Linked DNA regions of Homo sapiens: region 1 is linked to region 2. Evidence: read pairs that join two places in POLR2A ChIA-PET (ENCODE). Cell type or tissue: IMR-90. All regions are shown on one strand. Each heading gives the region's core, and the rest is flanking DNA. Links, peaks and the distances in the headings are about the cores only.

The links. ChIA-PET counts read pairs that join two places held together with the same protein. Peaks named below come from ENCODE experiments on the same cell type or tissue, not always from the same donor. Only the 100,000 strongest peaks of a DNase experiment are listed, where the experiment ranks them.
Region 1: POLR2A ChIA-PET joins it to region 2 with 15 read pairs; 2 of 35 experiments call an interaction of 5 or more read pairs at or near these places.

Annotation. Positions count from the first base shown.
Region 1 is chr22:27,540,615-27,550,586 of GRCh38, forward strand. The region is part of intron 1 of LOC105372981 (a long non-coding RNA gene); the gene reads right to left. Among named protein-coding and RNA genes, the nearest start is that of CPMER, 170 kb to the right of the region's middle. RefSeq lists enhancers at 947-1,447, 1,448-1,948. In IMR-90, for the core only: no CTCF peak of the experiment used is centred there; no DNase peak of the experiment used is centred there; H3K27me3 peaks cover 4,580 bases.
Region 2 is chr22:27,983,857-27,991,856 of GRCh38, forward strand. TTC28 (tetratricopeptide repeat domain 28) reads right to left here. Exons shown (of 23, transcript NM_001145418.2): 20 at 6,933-6,956; 21 at 6,022-6,151; 22 at 1,393-1,500. All of the region lies in intron 2 of TTC28-AS1 (TTC28 antisense RNA 1), which reads left to right. Among named protein-coding and RNA genes, the nearest start is that of MIR3199-1, 67 kb to the left of the region's middle. In IMR-90, for the core only: a CTCF peak has its summit at 7,322; a DNase peak (open chromatin) is centred at 3,875; H3K27ac peaks cover 601 bases.

The DNA of each region.
Region 1 (9,972 bases), core at 1-8,000, 440 kb before region 2:
GACTAAATGACAACAAGAACTATTTAATAAACCAGTTACTATAATCAGCAAGGGGAGCGATGAATGAGTGAGTGAATGAATGAATGAATGAATGAAAATTTGCCCTTCTCCTGGGCTCTAGGACACATTTGGCAATTTCCTCTGCACTGATGGAGAAATACCCGCACTTCATTTCCAAGGACTGCAGAAGGGAATTTAAACGCACACGCTCCCCTATCGTTGGCATCTGCCAAGAACGAGGCTGAAGCTTGCTCGGACAAATGAAATTCTGACAAAGCATGTCACAGGCTTGAAGCATCTGTCACTGACTGGGAGAGACGCACATTTGAATCTGAGAGAAGTGCCGCTCGCCTGCAAATGACAATTGTGCAGTCCGGTCCGACTTTCCCTCTGACCTTCTGGCCAGCTCCAAAGGGCTCTCTCCTGTAAACATCCTCCAAATAGTTTATCTTAATAAAAGCGCCTGTAATGGAGACGGAGTTAATTTGAAATGGTTTCCTTGGCCGTTTGTCTTGTCAGCCAATTGCTGAGAGAGGGCTGAAGTCAATATTGCCTTAGCCGTGGTGGGGTCCTGCAGGCCTCGGACTCATCCTGGGATCACGCGACCGACGTGACAGCCGACACTGTTCCATGAAGCACGGAGGAGCCTCAGTGGGTGATGGCAGCCAGTGCTGGACTTGATCTCAGACAACTTTGCAGGCTAAGCTCCCACACACCATGCTCCTTGTCCCGCAGTTCAGAAAGCAGAAGATAGGCAACTAGATGACCACTTTACAGATATAGAAACTGAGGCACAGAAAGAAGAAATGGCAAATTTGCGGTCGCCTAGCAAATTACTGGGAAGACTAGAAATAGTGTTTCTTTTCCTGAACACACACGCAATCACTGGCTAATTGCTTGGTGCTGCAGATGCAAAGTTAAATAAATCACAATAGGAACCCCCAGGACTCCCTATCTCCAGTTAGTAAAAAGAATAGGGGCTTTGGAAACGGAAAGACCCGAATACAAATTCTGTATCAGCTGCTTCCTGGCTACATCACTCAGAGGACATCGCTTAACTTTTCTGAGTCCCAAAAAGAAAAGTGATACTATTTTCGCAGGAAGGCTTTGAGGGTCAGATGTCTTTGCACGGGGATAGAAAGGCCTCGCGCCGTGCCTGCCACAGAAGTGTCCTCTCACCAAGTGTGAATTCCCTCCTCCAGTGCCTAATCCAGCGCCTTTTCACCCAGTTCTCTCTGTCTTCCCATTCTGCTGAGGCCTGAGCCTCCCCCTGCCCGACCCTGGACCTTGCAGATGTGGCAAACGCGGAAAACATTAGGCTCGCTGGCGATTGTCTGCACGGCCGTGTTTATGTTTGCAATAAAAGCAAGCAGGTGCTGGCAATTTAGCTAATCAGGTACCATCCCGGCCCCAGACGCCTGCCCGACTGCCCGCCGTCACTGCTCAATGTGGCTTTCTCCAAGCCTGCAATTAGCCTGGTCCCCCAGCCCTGCACACGGCTCAGATTACCCCCACAGGATGCACAAATGGCCAAATGGATGGTCCCTCGGCAGTCCATGACCAAAGGCATGGGGTTGAAACCTCTTCAGGCCTGTGCCCTCTGCAACATCAAAACAGGCCTCTCTTGCCCTCTGTGGAACCATTTTTTGGGGTCAAGCCTGCTAGAGGAATGGGCTCTGTCTGGAGTTTCCTCAGGGGAAGATGAACAACGTATAGAAGTGGTACAGTCCTCAGACCCTCAGACTCACCCCAGCCTGGGTCAGGCTATGTCCGTCAAAGTCACTTGATCACCTTGGCCTGCAGAATCTAACAGAACAATCTCTAACCCTGAGCATTTAGCAGTGTCAGGTACACCACCCAGGGATGGACATTCATGAGCCCTGCTTGCCAGGCTCTGTGTGACCCCAGATACACCCCACTGACCGGTCTGAACCTCAGTTTCCTCATCTGTCAAACAGGTAGATTAGACCAGTTCAAGGTCTCTCAGCCTCAGCACTACTAATGCTTGAGCTTGGAGGGTTCCTGTTGGGGAGCCGTCCTGTCCATTGCAGGATGTCAAGCAGCATCCCTGGCCTCTACCCACTGCATCCCAGCAGCCGCCCCCTCCAGTTGTAACAACCAACAACATCTCTAGACATTGCCAAACCTCCTCTGGGTGCAGAGACAACATCACCCCCAGTAGAGACACTGGAGTAGAGCCAGCCCCAGCTGCACAGCAGATCCCCTTGGGAGGACTTGGAGAGGTGAATGGTGCTCTGCTCCATAGTTCAGATGCAACCGCTCTGGGTGGCAGCCCAGGCATTCATGCTGTCGGTTTCAAAAGTTCCCCAGGGATTCGAATGACCTGATAAGGTTGAGACCCACGGGGGGCTCAAAGATCTGTGAGGACCACCACCCCCACTTTTTGTGGGCAGAGATGTCCTTACAGAAGTTCAGCACAACCTTTCCCAGCCCAGGTCCAACCCATTTCCCCAGCTGCACCACAGGCCTCCAGGGACCCCCACCTGGAGGGTCTTGTGTGGTGCTTTTATTTTTCTTAGCAGACATTATTTAACCAATTCTGAGTTGAACAGAATCCAATAAAATGCAGTCCCTACAACATTTTATGGCTAATTGGTTTGACTGGTACATTGTAAATGTGTAAAGGGACTCTAGTGAGGGAAGCGGGAACCTGGTTAACCTTTCCGTGGGGCTTAGCTCATTGGGGTGTCTCTCTTAGGCCTGTCCAGCCTAGGGAGCACCTCCTCTTGCCCACTGAGGGGACTCCAGCCCTCAGAGCTTCCAGCTCTTCTCCCAGGTAAGGTGTCCCAGGACCAAGGCCTCCTGGCAGCCCTGAGCACTGATCTCATCCTGCTGAGACAAGGTCCCCTGGGGAATCCTGGCCCGGCCCTCCCTTCCTTCTTCCTCCCTCCTCCCTGTTTCTCTGCTCCCTCCTCCCTGTCTCCCTCTTCCCTATATCTCTCTTTCCCGCTCCCCACCTCTCCTCCTTCCTCCCTTCCTCTTTCTTCCCTGCCTCCTCCCCTCCCTGCCTCTTCTTCCCTCCTCCCTTCCCTCCTCCTTCATCTTCCCTTCTCCCTGCTCCCCTCCTCCCATGTGTCCAGCCACACTGGTGTCCAGGTGGTTCCTTGGACAACCAACCTCTTCCCTTCTTATGGCCCTCATCCATGCTGTTCCCTTGACTTAGACATCTGTTCCCAGCACCTTGGCTGGCTTCATGCCTCTCCATGCCCTCAGAGGTCAACACAAATGTCACTTCCTCCAGGAAGCCCTCCCTGTTGCCAACTCTCAGCACAGGCGATCTCCTTCAGAGGACCGATTACTGACTGTAATTAGGGAAGTTTATCTGGGCAATTCTCTGTCTCCTCTAATTCAACCAGAGAGACCAAGGACAGGCTCTGGTCTGCCTGGTCAGTCCTGCTGTGGAGGAAGGTCACTGTGGTAGGGCAGGAGCTGGGTACCAGGAGTAGAAAGCGGGTGGGGCCCAGCCTCTGCCCTTAGGGGGTCCCACCAAGTATAAGGTCAGATGAGCCCAGAGTCGGTACCAGGGAGGCTGAGAATCCGTGCTAGCTCTCAGCCTGGCTGCTTCTTGCAAATGTGGAAACAACCACCATGTCTATTATTGGGGACAAGATGTGGCCAGGCTGGAGGGATGCCGTGCAACCTTAAAAATTAGAAATCTGACCTCCATGGGCTGGGGTGGGACCTGAGCTGCTGAGAGCTTCCTTTCCCCCTGAGGACCTTGAAGACGGTTTAGGTAGTCTTTTATGGGAAATTGTCACTTTTTATAATTAATCTTTTATTTTCTGTAAAAGGAATGCAGGCGGCCAGGCTCGGTGGCTCACGCCTGTTATCCCAGCACTTTGGGAGGCCGAGGTGGATGGATTGCGAGGTCAGGAGATCAAGACCAGCCTGGCCAACATGGTGAAACCCCGTCTCTACTAAAAATACAAAAATTAGCCGGGCATGGTGGTGCATGCCTGTAGTCCCAGCTATTTGGGAGGCTGAGGCGGGAGAATTGCTTGAACCTGGGAGGTGGAGTTTGCAGTGAGCTGAGATCACACCACTGCACTCCAGCCTGGGTGACAAGAGTGAAACTTCATCTCAAAAAAAAAAAAAAAAAAAAAGAAAAGAAAAGAAAAAAAAAAAAGGAATGCAGGCTCATAGTTAAAAACAAAATCCAGTAGCACTGTAAGGCTTGTAAACTAAATGAGGGGTCCCCACCCCACCCCCCACTCCCTCCCTCCCCATGTTGCTTCCCAGAGGCAGCTATTTTCCACACTTTCACCCATTTCTTAACTCCACGTTTCTCAATAATATGTATCACTGTATATTTGATTCCTTCCATTTTAATTATGTTAAAAAAAATTACATAGACATGTTTTCCCTAAAAATACATGTTTAAAAATCTGACAGACACAGTGCTTGAGATCCCACTCCACTGCTTCCTGGCTGCGTGGTCCTGAGCTGATTTCTTGACCCCTCTGAGAATCCATTTCCTCGGCTGTAACGTGGGAATAAGAACACCTGTTTGGTTCAATCGCTGGGATTTAAAATGGGATGATTGTATAAACCTGGGGGGCTCAAGGGACGTGCAATAAACCACTGCTGTAGTTTGGGGACGTGCTTGCTAGAGTCTCCGCTTGTGGAAAATGAGTAGCTCAGTACACAGCACTTAGAAGGCATGATAATGACAGATCCATCTCCCCAGTGCTGTGAAATCTGAGAGAGGAGAGAGAGTAGTGGAAAGGCTGGCAGATAGGAGCAGAGCAGGAGGAGCAGTCTGATGAACATTCTGCTATGAGTTAGATTTCTGTGTAGCCCACATCAGCTCCTTCATAACAGACTGATGGTGTGTGCAGCGTTCAGGAGCCCCAGCCCCTGGCAGCCCCACCCTCCAACCTCCTGTCTCCCGTGTTCATATTGCAACCTAGTTTTGGCATCCTCCCCAGACCCCCAATTCACTGGACAAATGGTTGCCTTTGACCTTGTCCTGAGCCTGAGCCAGCACATCTCAGAGGTCCCCTCCTCTGGGAAGATGCTGGTGATCTTTCCAGCACTCAGCCCCTCTTCCCCTTCTGCAGTACCTACATGTCCAGCAAGGGCACTGGCCACCCTTGTCAGGTGCAAGTTCTCCCACTCAGATCCTGTTTTTCCCCAGCACCACAAGCCCTAAGTACAGAGGCCTCTGCTGTTCCCTCTCACCTAGAGAATTTCAGCCCAGCTTTTTGTTGGGAGACCAACAGAGTGACCACATAGTAGGGCAATGGCCAACATGTGTCAACAGAGGAGAAGGGTCCCATGTGAGATCCATGTGGCTCCAAATGCCTATTCTGATCAAGCCACTCAGAACTCTAGCCATATATTTCCTCTGTACCTACACTCCCTCCTCCAGCCAAGTTTTATTGAGCACCTACTATTTGCCATGCATTGTCCTGGAGGCTGAAGAAAAAGCAACTTTTATTCACAACTTTTAGACACAAATATTTATTAAGCACCTACTATGTGCTGGGCAGTGTGGGTGTACATTAGTCCATTCTCACACTGCTAATAAAGACATATTAGAGAGTGGCTAATTTATAAAGGAAAGAGGTTTAACTGACTCACAGTTCTGCCCGGCTGGGGAGGCCTCAGGTAACTTACAATCCTGGGGGAAGGGAAAGCAGACACATCCCTCTTCACGTGGTGGCAGCAAGGAGAAGTGCCGAGCAAAAGGGGAAATGCCCCTTATAAAACCATCAGATCTCGTGAGAACTCACTCACTATCACGAGAACAGGATGGGGGAAACCGCCCCATGATTCAATTATCTCCACCTGGTCTCTCCCACGACATGTGGGGATTATGGGAACTACAATTCACGATGAGATTTAGATGGGGACACAGCAAAACCATATCAGGATGCAACAGTTGCGATGCAGACAGTGTCCCTGCCCTCCTAGGGATGCTTTTGATCACATCTAAGAAAGAAGGCTGTATACCAGCAATGGGCACAGAGTTAGAGCTCAAGATACAACTGCTGAATTGAATAAGAAGTCTTTATCTTCTTATGCATATGAGAACCAAATGGCTGTAAGCTGGTCATGAGCTTTCACTGAGCACTGATGCACACCACCGAGCTGGACTCTGGACATGCTGAGATCATCACCAGCCTTCCCACTTTGCAGGGAGGAAGCTGACGCTCAGAGAAGCTGGTGCGTCCACGGTGACCCAGGTAGAAATGAAACACGGGCCGGGCACAGTGGCTCACGCCTGTAATACCAGCACTTTGGGTGGCCGAGGTGGGGAGATCACGAGGTCAGGAAATTGAGACCATCCTGGCCAACATGGTGAAACCCTGTCTCTACTGAAAATACAAAAATTAGCTGGATGTGGTGGCACGCGCCTGTAGTCCCAGCTACTCAGGAGGCTGAGGCACAAGAATCGCTTGAACCCAGGAGGCGCAGGTTGCAGTGAGCAGAGATACGCCACTGCACTCTAGCCTGGCAACAGACAAGACTCCATCTCAAAAAAAAAAAGAACTGGACTAACAAACTGAAATAACTGCATTTATTAACTATAGTAAATTATAATTAATAATGAGTATTATTATATAATAAATATGTATTGTAATGTTAATGTCATGTCATGTCATGTTAATGTTAATAAGTTAATGTAGTAACTTATGATATGATTATACATCATATATATATATATATATACACACACACATAAATTATAAAACGGTGTTGGCCTGCTGGGCGCAGTGGCTCACGCCTGTAATCCCAGCACTTTGGGAGGCCGAGGCAGGTGGATCACAAGGTCAGGGAATCGAGACCATCCTGACTAACACGGTGAAACCCCGTCTCTACTAAAAATACAAAAAATTAGCCGGGTGTGGTGATGGGCACCTGTAGTCCCAGCAACTCAGGAGGCTGAGGCAGGAGAATGGCGTGAACCCGGAAGGTAGAGCTTGCAGTGAGCCGAGATCATGCCACTGCACTCCAGCCTAGGCAACAGAGGGAGACTCCGTCTCAAAAAAAAAAAAAAAGGTGTTGGCCAGGCATGGTGGCTCACGCCTGTAATCACAGCACTTTGGGAGGCTGAGGCAGGTGGATCACCTGAGGTCAGTAGTTCGAGACCAGCCTGGCCAACATGGTGAAACCCCTGTCTCTACCAAAAATACAAAAAATTAGCCAGGTGTAGTGGCACATGCCTGTAATCCCAGCTACTCAGGAGGCTGAGGCAGGAGAATCGTTTGAACCTAGGAGATGGAGCATGCAGTGAGCCGAGATCGCGCCACTACACTCCGGCCTGAGCAACAAGAGTGAAACCCTGTCTCAAAAAAAAAAAAAAAAAAAAAAAAAAGGTGTTATTTGTCATTTACGAATCGGGAAATTGAGGCTTGAAGAGGCTAAGCGACATAGCAGAGAGCCAGCCCTGACCCATCAATCTAACTCTAAAACTATGCTCTGAACATGATCTGTGAAGTTTCTATCTGCTCTTAATGTTTGTGATTACCTTCTCACTGTGGGTCGAGAAAGGAAAACAAGTTCAAGGGGTGATGGAGGGAGAGCACCTAAGAGGTCTATCTGGCCTGACTGCAGGATCTTTGGGGAACCGTGGCAGAAACCGGAACTTATAGGCCCCAAGGAGACCATGAACCCCAGAAAGGACCAGGTTCAACTCAGGCTCTGAAGGTTTCCCCCGCTGCTAGGATCCTGAGGAGGTTCGGGGGCTGCTGCTCCCCACCCAAGAGAGGCCTCTGGGGGCCTTGGCCTCCCTGTTCAGCCCGCCTAACGTTTTCTATTTAAATGCAAATTTTGACTTTTCACTTGGCAGCTAGGAAAAGTTTGTTGCACTGGAATGAGGGTCACGATAATAATTTATCCACAGGCCTTTTTCTAACAATTATTATTTGTTCAAGGGAGAAGGTGGAGGCCCCAGAGGCTGGGAGAGGGGGCTCGGTGCTGGAACACCACACACATGGACTGGCCTGCAGGTGTCAAGGCGGAGGCCAAGACCCTCTCTCTGGGGCAGAGGGAACGAGGTGTAAGTAGAAGCTGCCCATCCTGGGGCCCCCAGCCCTGGGAGCTTGCTGAAAGGGAGCTGATATTTACTCAGCCCTCAGCTCTGCACTGAGAAGACTCTCCAATAATCAAAGTCTCAGGTCTCAAGTCTTGGGGAGCTGCCAGTCCGATGACAAGAACAGAAAAAGAAATAGTCCATTACAATACAGGGTGCCACATGCATGGCGCTGGGATGGGGTCCCAGGCAAGGCTCCTGCGCTAGCTTGAAGGTCTAGGAAGGCTTCCTGAGGGAGGTGACCACTGTTCACAGTCCTCAAAAACACTGACCCATCAGTCAGTCCACGGCTGGGGAAAGTGTCCATTGGTATCCTCTATGGGGGATAATTAGATACAATCTAGCAATATAATAAATTGGTAATTTCAGGCCTAGGAAGGAATGCTATAGTTTCTCCCCTAGATGCAGGTAGATGTACAATATTATTCAATGAAGCATTTTAAGTCATGGCGAAACACCAGAAACAATCTAGATACCCATCAACAGGAGACTAGATCAATAAATGAGGCTGTGTCCATGCAGCAGAATACCATGCAGCTCTGTAAAATGAATGAGGAAGCACTTTATTTACTGATCTGGAAGAGCTCCAAATTACAGTGAGTGGGAAAAGATGCAGGGAGTATTGTACATTTTTGTGTAAAAGGCAGCAGGTGGATAATCTTTTTAAGATGTCCTTATATTTGCATAAAATGTCTCTGAAAGGATTCATATAAATTGAACACATGGTTTGCCTGTGAGGAGGGGCCTGGGCGGACTGAAGAATAAAAATGGGAGAGAGCTTTGCAGTTTCAGTTTTCGGTGTATACATTTCTGTACCTTGTGAATTTCGATGCATCTGAATGTGATGCTGATTCAAAAACTGAGTTAAAAAAAAAAAAAACAGGCGGGACACAGTAGCTCATGCCTGTAATCCCAGCACTTTGGAAGGCCGAGGCGGGTGGATCACGAGGTCAAGAGATCAAGACCATCCTGGCCAACATCGTGAATCCCCGTCTCTACTAAAAATACAAAAAATTAGCTGGGCGTGAGGGTGCACGCCTGTAGTCCCAGCTACTTGGGAGGCTGAGGCAGGAGGATTGCTTGAACCCAGGTGGTGGAGCTTGCAGTGAGCTGAGATCGCACCACTGCACTCCAGCCTGGTGAGAGAGCAAGACTTCATCTCAAAAAAAAAAAAAACAAAAAATCCAAAGGGCTGACCAGGCTATCGGGAAGACAGCTGGAGTCTCAGGCAGAAGGAACAGCATGTGCAAAGGTTGGGCTCACTTTCTGGGGTGAGAGAGAATCTGCAAAGAGAATGACTGGAAGGGTAGAGGTGAGGCGGGAGAGTGTGGCCTGGCTCACTGGGCTCAGTGCTGGCTAGCTGTGCTCAAGTCTGCTCTTGTCCTGAAGACCCCAGGGGCCACTGGAGGGTTTTACACACAGGAGAGGCAGCCAGACTTGCTGTTTGGAAAAATTACTCTGGGGAAGGCATTTGGGGAGGACAGCGGGAGGCAGGGAGGCCAGTGGGAGGCCGCTCCAGGGACACACTCATTGCATTTAATCCCTCACGATAACTTTCATTTTAGAGAGGAGGACATTGAGGTACAGAGAGGGGAAGTAACTTGCTCAAGGTTACAGAGCTGGGATTAGAAACTGATCTGTCTGATACTTGGCTTTGCATGCACCCAGGATCTCCCAAGAAAAAACACTTTGCTGGGAGGTGGCGGCCTTGGTCCCAGGCAATTCGTGTGTCTCTGAGCAGGCTGCTGCCTCTGTCTGAGCCTCACTGGACTCATCTGAGGATGAGGTGCACTGTGCCTCTTGGCTGAGGTCACTTGGTTGTTGTGACAGCCCAGGACCAACGGTAGGGAAAGGGTTTTATAAACCGTAGAGTGCTGTGCTCCTTTTGTGTTTACTCTTTTTCCAGCAGGAGC
Region 2 (8,000 bases), core at 1-8,000:
CACAAAACACAAGGGCCCCAAGGACAGTTAGAATTCTATATGGTTTTGATTTTTCTTTCAAAATTTACGACATCTTTATATGCATAGAAGCTAGCAAAGAATTATGCAAGAGCTACTCATATTAATCTTACAATCCTCAAAAACATGGTCCTGTTAGAAAAAGTAAATCTAACATAGGGACAAAATCATTCTAGGAGAGCTCACAGCCACACCCACCCCAGACCCACCATGGCCCATCTCCACTCTGCTCCCTGTCACATGCGGGGTCAGGGTAAGCAGCATGACCCTGTATCCGCCTTCCTCTGAGCAGGGCTGGCCGTGCTCCTGGGGTGGGGGCCCTTTGCTCAGCTGGGGCATGTGAGCAGTCTGTGACATCTCCTGCCCTCCTTTCCAGCTCCATCCCAGCAAGTCCCTCTGGCATCACCGACACTCGCTCTCCACACTGCCTCTCCCCCATTCTCTCAACTTAGTCCATTCAGGTTTTAGTCCCTATCATTCTTATAAAGGTCACCAATGAGGTCCACACTGCCAAATCCAGAGTCCATTGCTCAGTTCTGCAGTGAGAGAGACACACCCTGCCCTCACCACCCCCTCCTCCACAGGCCCCTCCTCATCCTTGTCACTCTGAACCCTGGAATGCCCACAGGACACAATCCTCTTCCCCTCCGACCCGCATGCACCCCGGGTGATGCCATGCATGTTTCTGTCTCCATGCCAACCTCTCCCCTGAACTCCAAACTCACGTACCAGCTGCCTGCATGGATGCCTAATGGATATCCCCAAACCGAATGTGTCCCAGATGGAACTCAAGCCCATTCCTCCTGCCACTTTCCTGACCTCAGCAGAGGGCAATCCCATTTTGGCAGTTCTTCCAAATAAAAAACAGGATACCACTTTGACCCATCTGTCATGACCTTCAGCAGACTCCGTTGGTTCCACCTGCAAACCATAACCACCTTCCAAGCCAGCATTTGCTCTTCCCACTGTAGCCAGCTTGGCCCTTAAGAACATCAGTCGGGCTGGGTGTGTCCCCAGGGCCTGGAAATCTCCCAGGCCCACATGACCTGAGTGTCCGCTCCGGTCAGGCCCTGTGGCCCCACAGAGGACAGGCACACCTGTCGCCGCGTTCCCGTCTGCTCTGCCACCACCCTCTCACTTCCAGTCCCTTGCCCTGCTTGAGCACGTGCCAGCACCTCATACATTGCAAGTTCCATGAGAGCAGGGAGTTTTTGTTTCCTGCTCCTGAATAGTCCCTAACTGTTCCCTAACAAACATACACAAAAAATGTTGATTCACTTTTCTTCTGCTTCCCAAAATGTATGTGCTGGTGTCGGCCCCCAGGGAGAGCATGGCAGGCCCTGGTGGAGAACTGGTCTGAGGGCAGGCTCTTACCAAACAGAGACAGCAGGGACTGGAGCGCGAAGTGCACAGTCCGTCGATTAGCTTGCTTCCCGGTTTTCAGGATTACTTCCTCCTGACCAACTTCACAGAGATCAAAACCTAGAGGAACAAAGAATATAAGCATCTGCTTCCTTCGGGAAGATTCCAGATCTTGAACATGAGCGCTATAGGGCTCCTTGTGCAACTTCATGGAATGCCTGCAAGGCCCTTCAGCAAGCATTTGGGCCTGGGGCTTCCCCATGTCTGCACAGAGGTTGGTCATGTGGCAGAGGGGTCGGGCTGCCCCACCCAGAACATCCACTCTACGCAGCCCCCATTTGGCGTGTGTGTGGCTCTCACTGCCTGGCTCTCCTCTGTCCCTTCACGGAAAGCACTATGGACCAGAACTCAGTAAGGCTCACTCACATGTTTTCTTTTCCATTTTTTTTTCACAGAAGTACAGTCTATATAAAGACTGTCCAGGACAAAAACTGGCCACTCCATTCAGCATTGACAGCAGTATTTAAAGCTGGTGCATGGTGAGGTGAAGTTTCTCAAGGGCAAAGACAATGCCTTCATGCATGTTCAGTGTCTGCCCCCGTGGGCTTTGAAATGATCGCTGACAATGGGGGATCTGCAGTGACTTCTCTGCCTCTGCCAAAGCCCAGGGGTGCTGCTCCCTAATTCTAAGGATTCTAATGAGACTCAGAGCAGGTGTAACACAGGGCATGGAGCTTCCTGAGCAAGAGGCTGGCTAACAAACTGTGGACGTGGTACTTAGACACATTAAGAGACATTACAGGGACACCTGCAAGTATGTCTCCCTGGGGAGAAGCCAAGTGCAGATGCTATGGCCACAGATGATATGGTTTGGCTCTGTGTCCCCACTCAAATCTCATCTCAAGTTGTAATCCCTGGATGTCGAGGGAGGGACCTGGTGGGAGGTGATTGGATTGGTTCGCATGATAGTGAGGGAGTTCTCACGAGATCTGGTTGTTTGATAAGTGTCTGGCATTTCTCCTGTGCTGTCTCTCCTGCCACCTTGTGAAGAAGGTGCCTGCTTCTCCTTCGCCTTCCGCCATGATTGTAAGTTTCCTGAGGCCTCCCTAGCAATGCAGAACTGTGAGTCAATTAAACTTCCTTTCTTTATAAATTACCCAGTCTCGAATGGTATCTTTATACCAATGTAAGAACAGACTAATACAGACAGGGACCACAAAGCAAGAATTTAGGGCCTGAAGAGTCTTCAGCATTGAAAATCTTCACTCAGAATCCCTGGTCCCTGCATTGAGAGCACTGGGTAGATCACTGAACTCCCCTGACAACACTGCAAAGTGCTGGGTACCTACGATGCCACACCCTCTCCTCTGACCTCACAGTGTTAAAGTAAGGGGGCCCATAGTACACGATGTTACTGTCAGCATGCTATGTGTCGTGACTCAGCAACAGCACATTCACCAAAGGAGAAACCCCTCCGTCTCTCTATCTAGGCAGCCAGCCTTTTGACTTGTATTCGGGGATCTGGAGACTATCATTCCCTTAGGAATTAGGTTCACTAGAGGAGCATTCTGGTCACTATGGGACATTTTCCTCTGAATTTGAAAGTAAACAGCCCCTGAAAGCAACAGGAAGACATAATCAGAGAACTCAGCATTAAAAACCAATAATGAATAGTATCAATGTAATGCTTCCATTAGAAACCTCTACTTTTACCAAAATGATTTAAATGGGGTTGCTCAGAACTGAGTCCTCTCCATCTCTGACAGCCCATGCTGGGTTGTGAAGGTGTGTGCTTATTGCTGAGGACTGGAAAGGGGGCATTTCTTGGAGCCTTGGAGCCCTGGGAGCGAGCCAGCCACCTCTCTCCAGATGACAGGCCTACCGGACACCACTCTCCTCCCCGAGCTGTATGTCAAAAGGCCATAAAGCTTGCAAATGCATGCAGACCGACTCGCCCCTTGAGTATCAGTGGCTCTTGGAAAATACAGAGAATAACTGGAACATCAACTAAAGTCCCCCATAATCCCAACACCAGAGACAGCCTGTGTTAAGAGTTTTTGGGTTTCCTTCTGTACTATTCTTGATGTATCTGGCAAAGGGACCTCAAAAGCAGGGAGTGTGCAGGGGAGGAAGCCTGGCTCCACCACCCCCACACCAAAGGGAGCCTCAGGCTCCATGAGGAAGAGAGCTTTTCCTTTATAAAGCAAGGTCTTGGCCAGGTGCGGTGGCTCACGCCTATAATCCCAACACTTTGGGAGGCTGAGGCAGGCAGATCACTTGAGCTCAGGAGCTGGAGAACAGCCTGGGTAACATGGCGAACCCCTGTGTCTACAAAAAATACAAAAATTAGCTGGGCGTGGGTGGTGCATGCCTCAAGTCCCAGCTACTTGGGAGGTGGAGATTGCAGTGAGCTGAGCTCGCGCCACTGCATTCCAGCACCCCAGCCTGGGTAATAGAGTAAGACCCTGTCTCCAAAAAAAAAAAGGTTGTGGTTGTGGCTTCCTCTTGCTGACTCACTCGTGGCAGTGCCCCCCAAGGCTTGCCCTATGGCTTCTCACAGAAGTGACAAGAGAAGCATCCCGGATGGGAACCCAGCCCTTCTCAGTCTAGCGTCCATCTGCTGCTGCCTACATAGAAATTTACTATGTTTACACCAGGAAAATGATGCTTTAAACCCACAGAAGAAAAGCATGTAGGCCAGGAGCAGTGGCTCACACCTGAATCCCAGCACTTTGGGAGGCTGTGTGGGAGGGTTGCTTGAACCCAGGAGTTTAAAAAGACCATCTTGGGCAAAATGGTGAAACCCAATCTCTACAAAAAAAGTTAAAAAAAAATAAAAAACCAAGTAATGCAACCTGTAAAGGATGCCAAGCTTCTAATCCAAGGGGATTCAGAACCCCTGTGAGGCACTGTAGCTCCCCACTTTACCTTCACAATACACGACGTGTCTGAAAACACAAGGAGCCAGCCTTGAGCTGAGGTGGTCGGGGAAGGTCACCCACAAAACAGGTTAGACAGTGGGACCCCGAGCGAGAAGAAGCTTGCTTTTTTTTTTTTTTTTTTTTTGAGACAGAGCTTTTTGCTCTTGTCGCCCAGGCTGGAGTACAGTGGCGCGATCTCGGCTCACAGCAACCTCCGCCTCCTGGGTTCAAATGATTCTCCTGCCTCAGCCTCCTGAGTAGCTGGGACTACAGGCATGCGCCTCCATGCCTGGCTAATTTTTGTATTTTTAGTAGAGACGGGGTTTCTCCACGTTGGTCAGGCTGGTCTCAAACTCCCAACCTCAGGTGATCCACCCACCTCAGCCTCCCAAAGTGCTGGGATTACAGGAGTGAGCCACCGCACCCGGCAGGAAAGAAGCATTTTTAAGGATTCTCTGTCGGGCCATGTCTGACAGCTCATCCATGTAACAGTGAGGTCAGACAGTGCCATCTTCTCAAGGGTGTCCACTTCTCTCAGTTTAAAATCCAAAGGCCTTCCCTGGCATCACAGCCCACAGATCTGCCCTGCCCCCTACCCCGCCCCGACCCCTCCGTGGCTGTTCCCTCGGCCTGGCACTTTCTCCTGCAAACATCCCAGTCTCTGTGGGCCTGTCCTGGCCCTGCTCCCACCCATCTGCTTCTGCCTGCCATGGTGCTCCCTGGCTTCCTAAGGCGTCCCTTAGACACTGTATTAGGTTTGTTCGTGTTCTCCCAGTAGAGTGCAAGCTCTAGGATGGTAGGAATTTAGTCTTTTGCTCACTGCTGCATCTCCAGTGCCTGGAACATTGCCTGACACATAACAGGTGTTCAAAAGAAACCTGTGGAGTGAATGGTTCCCGAGCCAGTCACTGGGCCCCTAAGTGGGGCAGGAGGGGAGTGGCTCACAGCCTCTTGTGTTCTATCAACAGATGCACCATTACAGGTACACAGCAATATGTCAGGAGTCACACCTGCACGTTACAAATGGTAAAAAAGGGAAATCGAGTGTCCTGCACTGACTGAGGCCCCTGCTATGTGCAGTCCTAGGTACCCATGGTCTCTCAGAGGTGGTTTCAATAGTACTGTTTTCCTGCCAGTTTTGAGTACCCGTTGACAGAGGACAACACTGAAACCATTATCATCTTATGACTCTAATTTTAGTTTTCTTTAGCTCCTAATAACACTTGACCTCCAATAATACTAGAGTCTAGCAGGTTCATGTTAAGGTAATGGGCACAAATGACAGAGATGAAATCACAGTGCAGAGGAAATGGCACAAAGCCATTTGTACCATTTGGGAATCCTGCTAAACCACTGGAATCTAAGTTAATTTTTTTTTGGAAGAAAAAGAGAGATCCTCTGCCTCAGTCCTCCTGAGTAACTGAGACTACAGGCATGCACCACCATGCCCGGCTAATTTTTTTTAATTTTTGTAGAGATGGGGTCTCCCTGTGTTGCCCAGGCTGGACTCAAACACCTGGCTTCAAGTGTTCCTCCCCCTCAGCCTCCCAAAGTGCTAGGATTACATGCGTGAGCCACTGTACCCAGCCTGAGTTAACTGTTTTAAGATAATATTTTAAGAAGACACTGAGATACTTTGCCCAACAGAAACCAGGAGGAAAAACAGAGATTTAAAAGATGGAATTCAAGAACCCATTTAAGTCAAGGATTCTCTGCCTACCTAGAGCTGCCAGGAACTCGTGGCATCCCGGGAGCCGCCACAGCTGGACGCTGATGGAGACCTGAATGGGAGCTGATGCCAAGTCCTGCTCCTTCTCGCCAGCCTGGAGCTGAACCAGCACCTGGTGGAGCTGAGGAAGGGGGGACAGCGTGAGCACCCTGTGTCTCCTTCCCCTCCAGCCCACCTCAAGACTCGACCCATTATTCTTATGTCACCTGTCACTGGCATCGCTAATGACCCTCTCATGAGTGTAGCATTTGAGATTCTTTTTCAGGTGCATTCATACCTACTGTCCTGCTGTCCTCTCTGTGGGAAGCTCATGGGGCATTGGGGCAAGAGGCTGTGTGGCCTCCTGGGGCCGGGGCCGGGTTCTGCTTCCAGCCTTGTGTCTTCCCTCAGGCGTGGGAGAGCCTCACAGGAGAGGCCATGGAGAGTAGAAGGGGTGAGTTAGGGGACCGGCCACCTCCCACTTTCTTAAGTCATCTTTAGGACCTTGAGGTGGATGGCGAAGTGGAACCCGGTTACATCTTAGAGCCTCACAGCTCGAGGAATTACCCACTCAAGTGTCCATTTCCTTTCAGATTTCAGGGTCTGTGGCCTCTCCTCAGGGGTCTGTGTGTGGGTTCACAGAGTGACACTCACTGAAAGCTGGTTCTGCCCCTGCTGTCTGGTGGACCTCAGGAGGTCAAATCAAGGACGCAAGAAGGGCGGAGCAGGAAGAGGGGAGGCAGAGCAGAGAAGGGGACGGGCCGCCAGTCCAGCAGCAGTGCGCACCCGCGGGGGCGCCGCAGCCCGTGTGGCTCCGTTTGACAGCACGTGCACCCCGAGCTCAGAGCCTGCCCAGGGGAACTCGGGGGTGGGTGGGTTGAGGGGCTCACCTGACAACAGTTGCTACTTAAAGTAGTACTCACCATTCCAACCATATTTTTAACAGCCTTCGGCCAGCAGATTATAAGAAAAAGAAAGAAAGAGAGAAAGAAGAGAGTTTAGACTCAAGCACAGGCTGTTATGCAACATGAGCTGATCACTGTTTAGGAAGCGCCACACCAGGCCCGCGGCTCTGACTGGGAGGGGAGAGGAGCAAGAGTCAGCAGGGGACACACAGGAGAACGGACAGCCACACCCAGGCCAGCCGCGTGCGGATCCAGGGGCTCAGGGGCAGCATCAGCCAGGCCTCCCTTCCCAGCCAGTAGAGGCTCGGGAGGGAAAGAGCACAGCGGGCGTTTGTAGCCAGCTCAGGAAACCAAAGTCCCTGGTTCCTGAGTGAGCCAGGAAAGGTCCACCAGCTGCCACCACTGGGGGCAGCCTCGGGACATGTCCCTAGGGCCCAACAGCGTATCAGGCAGAAAGTCCCTGTGCTCCCATCAAAAGCAAGAAATTAAGCAACTGGCTTTTTGGCCTCTCAGCACAGCCTTGCAAATGGAGTATAATTTTGGCTTTCAGATTTTGTAGAACACAGACCTCTAGACCGCCTGGGTTCAGGATGCTTTAATATGCAGTGTTCTGGAAGTGTCTTCCTGATGCTATTCAACGAGCAGGCGTTAATACACTTATTACAAAATGAGCAGGGACTCAGCCAAGGGGACAGGTCACTGTTGGTTCTAAGTTCCAAATCCAGGTGGAAACAGCCCTAGGTAGCACTCAGTGTGTTTCAGAGGCTAATAGTAGATGGAGCAGCTTTATTTCTCCATAGAAATATTTCCACTTCAGTGAAATTTGCTGGCAAATATCTCTAATAACAACATATATTACTTTTTCAAATTGTTACACTCCAAAATGGCCAGAAAAGCAACTCTGTGCTCTTCAAGGGCTGCTCCAGCCTCCAGAAGTGCTCCCACAGCTGTCCCCCCAGGGGCTTGGTCCAGACCCTCACTGGCCAGAACGCAGTGGTGCAGCATGGGTACTGAGAAGCTCCCAGGCCAAGCTGCAAAGGACCTACATGATGCTAAGAACTGGAACCCGCCGAACTCCTGAACTAG